2 separate regions of the Homo sapiens genome follow, and region 1 is linked to region 2. Evidence: read pairs that join two places in POLR2A ChIA-PET (ENCODE). Cell type or tissue: MCF 10A. All regions are shown on one strand. Each heading gives the region's core, and the rest is flanking DNA. Links, peaks and the distances in the headings are about the cores only.

Evidence for each region. Peaks named below come from ENCODE experiments on the same cell type or tissue, not always from the same donor. Only the 100,000 strongest peaks of a DNase experiment are listed, where the experiment ranks them.
Region 1: POLR2A ChIA-PET joins it to region 2 with 12 read pairs; 2 of 35 experiments call an interaction of 5 or more read pairs at or near these places.

The regions. Positions count from the first base shown.
Region 1 is chr9:90,019,759-90,022,673 of GRCh38, reverse strand. MIR4290HG (MIR4290 host gene) reads left to right here. Exons shown (of 4, transcript NR_038882.1): 4 at 1,129-2,020. Among named protein-coding and RNA genes, the nearest start is that of MIR4290, 2.3 kb to the left of the region's middle. RefSeq lists an enhancer at 2,361-2,530. In MCF 10A, for the core only: no CTCF peak of the experiment used is centred there; no DNase peak of the experiment used is centred there.
Region 2 is chr9:89,940,701-89,943,615 of GRCh38, reverse strand. No RefSeq gene overlaps it. Among named protein-coding and RNA genes, the nearest start is that of MIR4290, 81 kb to the left of the region's middle. In MCF 10A, for the core only: no CTCF peak of the experiment used is centred there; a DNase peak (open chromatin) is centred at 1,565.

The sequences.
Region 1 (2,915 bases), core at 185-2,684, 79 kb before region 2:
TCATGCAGTGTGTGAGTAAGCTCAGGCTGCCAGCACAAAATACCATGGACTGGGTGGCGTAGACACCGCAATGTATCTCCCACAGTTCTAGAGGCTGGACATCCAAGATCAAGGTGCCAGCAAGGTAGATCTCATTCTGAGGTTTCTGCCCTTGGCTTGTAGGTGGCCACAGCCTCCCTGCATGCTCATGTGATCTCTTCTTTGTGTATGGAGGAAGAGGTGGGGGAAGCCTTCTGGTGTCTCTTACAAGGACACTAATCCTATTGGATCAGGGCCTCACCCTTATAACCTCATTTAACCTTATTTACTTCTGTAAAGGCCCTGCATCCAAATACAGCCACACTGGGTGTTCAAGCTTCCACATATGAATTTTGGGAGGATACAACATTCAGTCTATGAGATGAAGGCACAGTCCGGTAGCACTACTCTGAAGTTATCTGATGCTGTGCATCTTTATCTACATGGTGACACTTAATTCACAATTTATCCCCAGGACTCAGGCCAGCTAGGCAGGCATTATTAAAGAAAAGTCTGTCTGGTTCAGTAAAATCTTAGGATAGAATTCTACTAAGCCTATCAATTGGCTTTTGATTCCAGAACCATCTTTGTAAAAGGTTGTAGGGAAAATTTGTAAAAGGTTGTAGGGAAAAATATGTGGGGGAAAAACATTTAAATGAAATCATGGTCTCCTTTGGAAATCCAGGTTACAGAACATGGTGTGCAGGCATGAGGGTCACCAGGTCTTGCTGGATTGCAGATGCTCATGGTGAAGACAGGAGTTTACAGGGGCAGTGGGTCTGCCCACATGTCCCAGCACTGAGCCGTTGCTGACTCTCAGAACCTGGTCATCCAGGTGCTGTGTCCCCTACTCGTTTACTGTAACTGAGAAATTTTCCAGGCAAGGTGGAGCTGAAGCCTAAATATATCTTCAAGCCCTCATGCCTGTCTGCTTGCAAATATTTCACCCTTCCTTCTTGGCTATTTCCATCAATGTTGTTTTGTTCTGAGAGTGAATGCCCAGAGAGAGACATTCTGTACTTAACCGGTTTGTGTTTTGTGATTTTTGTGTTGGTACTAGCTCTTTCAGCACAGTGAAATTTTAAACAAGTAACTCTCTCTGCTTACCAGGCACTGTGCATTCCCTGCCCATGAGGAAGGAAGCAGCTTATTCCATTTTCACCCCAGCAGAACCCCTGCATGCAGGTTTAGGTCAACACTAGCTGCCAGCAGGATGGAGACCCAGCAGCATGCGGCACACGGGAGTCTCGCCGCGGGTCCTTGACAGAAGAGTAACGAGACTTTTCTTGAAATAGTGTCCTGAGTTGAGATCTGAGAAGAACCTGTTATGCATCCTAGAACACAGTGCATTTGCAAGTCATAAGATGTTAGCACCGATTATGGAGCCTCGTGTGTTCTTAGGGGCTATTTCCGTGACCTCGTCGGGGGTTCAATGAGCAGCTTCAACAGAAAACTGGATTTCCTTTTCCTCCAAGGCTGTCTTATTTCCAGATTACTCTGGACCTAATTTTAATCGTGCACACCTACCATGGCAGGCTGTTTTCCTGTCCTCCCAATGATCTCCATACAATCTCACTGCTGGGTAGCACCTCCATTCCCTTGCTTACCTAAGCCATCAAAACCTGCAACAACTCACAAAACCACAAAAAGCAACAGAAAATATCAGAAGATAATCAAATGAATCAAGACCTCCAGAAAACTGTGCATAATTCAGTTTTCATTTCATTTAATGATAATGTCCACAGTTAATCAGGCATTCCTTATCATTTGGATCTACATGTTGAATAAACACAACATCCCTAGACCTTTGAGGGTTTTCTAAATAATCTGCTGTTGATTTTCTTAGGTACTGACCAGATTACTATGAATATTCCTGATAGAATATGCTGACAAGAAACAAACAGGACAAGCCTAAAATAGAGGTTCTGGTAAACATTCAGGGAAAAGTTTATTACTGACATGTGAGAGCTCGGTTTTCAAGGTTAATAAAATAAAGTTGACAGAAGTCGTGATGCCTCACATGACTCAGACCCATTTCTCCTTTCCTTCGTAGCAGATACCAGTGGGCAGACAATTCAATGAACCATCTTTGAATTCTGATTCCTGACTCAGAAAGAGAAACAAACCCCTAGAGCAGAAAACTTGTTCAGTGACAGGAAATATTCCATACATGTTTGTGTAACACTGGAATTCTTCTAATCGCATGAGGACATGACATGACATGACAGCTGGCATGCTGGGCACTGCAGTGAGTACCACAGGAACAGCCTGCACCAGTCCACGTGCAAATAAGAAGGAAATACAACCTTCATTCTAAGAGGTTCTCCGAGGTCATGCGGGCAGCTTCTCCCAGGCTGTTTGTGAAATATGGGGGGAAGATGCTCTCGGAGGACCCAAGCAAAGAAGCCTATTTATCCTTGTTATTCTGCATGATCTAACGTATTTGACCACACATACTCACCTTTTACTTTTCTAAAACTCCTGCTACATCCTCTGAACTAAAGTTTCAGAGTACACAGAGTGGGGCTTTTGCTGCACCATAAGCAACAGCAACTCCTCCAGCTTTGTGCTTTTAAAATTCTGTCATGACACTAAAGTTTTCATTGAGAACTTTATCTTGTTAAAGTTCTTTAAGAAGCCCCAAGTCCTGAATTCTTTTTTTCTTTTTAATTTTTTAAAGACAAGCATTAAATATTTGAGGTTTATTCTTACACAGAGTGACTCTAACCTTGAGAAGTTTAAATATGCACACTCGTACATGCTTTGGTTCGCATGCACAGGGGCCTGGCAGATGCAAGCCTCATGGTAGACATTGACCAGCAGCAGCTGCTCTGTTCCTCTGGGAAGCGGGTGCCCAGGATGGCATGCAATGCATTCCCCTGCTCAGTGCCACAAAA
Region 2 (2,915 bases), core at 242-2,741:
ATGATCAAAGAATCATGTCCCCAAGATCAAAGGCATCCTCTGGAGCCCTGACTGCAGGTGGGAGGATACAGCAGGAGCCCCTGTGAGTTGTGCTCTCACAACCACCACAGGCGCAAAGGATTTCCAGCTAGGATGAATGCTCAGAGGCACAGCCCCAAAGGCAGGTCCCACCCAAGGAGTCTGTGTTCCTTTTCTTTTTCTCAATCCACGTCCAGTGCATTAGAGTTGGTGCAGGGGTACACAAGACAATGCTGGGATTCCTTAGGGGGTGTTTGCTTTGCAAAGGAGGGTAGGTAACCTGACTCAGGAGGTCTTCAGGGTGCAGACACATGGAAATGCTATTTTAAGTCTAGCAGGTGGTGGAAACCACGTATAGTAGGAACAACTTCAGGGCTCTCCAGACAGCCACTGTCTTACTCAGTGGCCCATTATTCTCACCTGGCCTGTTCTAACTGCTCCTGTCATACCCCTGGATCCCTTCTCACACATGCCCACTGAAATCTATCATCACCACGGGCTCCTCCTAGAACATCTGGGCTTTTTTCGCTCTATTGCTCTAAAGCTGCTGCAGCACACACATTGTTAAAGAGACATAACCCTCCTCCTAATCTGTAGGACACTGCACAAAAAAGTCCAGTTGCTGAGCTTGGGGGAGGCTGGTTCGCACCCCGTCATTCAAGACCCTCCTCTTCAACTTCCATCTATCCACAGCCAGCCCCGCTGCGCTTCCTCAGCTCCCACACTCCAGCCTTGTGCCTCAGAGTCTGGCCCATTCCTTCTTTCCTCCCTCATCTTTCTCTCACAGCATCTCTCACTTTTCTGGATTTCTGAATTTCTGTGTCGGCCCGGGCTGCAGTCATCTTGAGACTTGCCTTGGGGAAGATCCACTCCTGAGGTTCACGCATGTGGCTGCTGGCAGGTGCTCAGGTTCTTATGGCTGTTAGCAAAAGACATCAGCCCCTTTCCACATGGGCAACTCACAACATGGCAGTGTGATTCAGTAGAGCAGGTGAGCTGTGAAGACTTGATGGGAGAGGTGGGTGCAAAGAGGGACAGACAGAGGGAAGTCACAGTCTTTCAATCACCTACTCTCAGATGTGACCTCTCTTCCCCTTTTCCGTATTCTATGTTAGAGTTAAGCCATAAGTCCTGCCCACCCCCATGGGGAGGGAACCCCAGGACTGTGAGCATCAGCGTAGCTTTCCCCGTCATTCACTCCAAGCAAGGTGTAGGGGTCTCCTTCACAGCCAAGCGCATCCTGTGTCATGCTATCTTTCACTCTCCAGTCCTTTCTGGATCTCCCTGCTTTCTCTGGGGCCAAATACCTTTCTTTATTTTTCCTTTATTTCTGAGTTTCTGGCTTCTGCCCTGCCCAGAACCCCTAGGTCTGCTAGAAAGCTGCCTTCCACACTTCCACATGGCTGGGGTGATGATAATACGACGGTGAATGTATCTGGTTTATTTCTTTTAGAAGCTCCCATACATTCCATATGTGTGATCTCATTAGCCTCCTAGCATCTCTGCAAACCAGAAGAGTGACAGGTGTTTACAAGGAGGGCATGGGCCTTAAGTAATCTCTTCAAAATTATAGGGTGAGTCACAGGGAGCACAAGGACTTAAATAGAAACTGCTTGGCTTGCAATGTGGTCCTTTTTCCACTCAGTTGATTGGCAAAGAGTTATTGCTTTTCTTCCACCAAGAAATGGGTGTTTACACCACCCAGATAAGCATGTTCCAAAATCTCCAGCACTCACCGACTGGGGCCAAGACAAAATCACCATTTTTTAGCCTGGCACAGTAGGTTCCCCATGCAATAATAGCTCTTCGTCCATGACAGGCCTCCCCACTTTTATCAGCCCCTTACCCACTATTTGAACCCTATACTACAGCTGAATTGCTGTAGCTCTTAGGGATGGTTGCTGCACCTGGACTGCCTCCCAAGACCCAGGATCATGGCAAACTGCACTCTTCCTCCAACCCTCAGCTCAGATGCTAAGCCCTTTCTCTTCCAGGACCAGTTGTAATGATTTCTGTCCATGATTTTAGTCATGAAACTGAGAGCAAAGCATGTGCCTTTTAATCTGCAATTTCAGCTTAAGCAGTGTTCTGCTTATTAGCTTTATTTTGCTAATTTGTTGTTGTTGCTGTTTGTTGTTGTTGTTGTTTGTTTTTTGTCTGTTTGTTTGTTTTTTGAGACAGGGTCTCACTCTGTCACCCAGACAGGAGCGCAGTGGCATGATCTCAGCTCACTGCAACCTCTGCCTCCCAGCCTCAAGCGATTCTCCTGCCTCAGCCTCCTGAGTAGCTGGGATTACAGGTGCGCACCACTACAGTCCGGCTAAGTTTTTGTGTTTTTAGTAGAGATGGGGTTTCACCATTTTGGTCAGACTCATCTTGAACTCCTGATCTCAAATGATCCACCCACCTTGGCCTCCCAAAGTGCTGGGATTACAGGTGTGAGCCACCCTGCCCAGCCTATTTTGCTCATTTGTGAGTCAGGAATTTGAAAAGAGCTGGCTGGGAAGCTTTAGCTTAGAGCCTCTCATGGGTGACCATCAGATGTCATCCAAAGGCTTGGTGGGCTGTCCTTGCACGATGTCTTGCTCACATGGCTGGCAGGTGCACAGGCTGCTGGGTGCAGCTGGACTGGGGCTGTCAACTACAGTGTGTACCCATGGCATGGTGATCTTAAAGTAATCATACTTCCTACATGGATTGTGGCTTGTCCTGGTCTTCAGAGAACCAGGCAGAAGCATGGCTTTCCTGACTGAGCCATGAAAGTCATTCAGCACCAATTCCACTGCATTCTGTTAGTCACGAGTGAGTCACGAGGCGAGTCCAGATTCAAGGGGATGAGAACGAGGCTTCACCTCTTGATGAGGAATGTCAAGGTCACCTTGCAGAAGAGCACATGA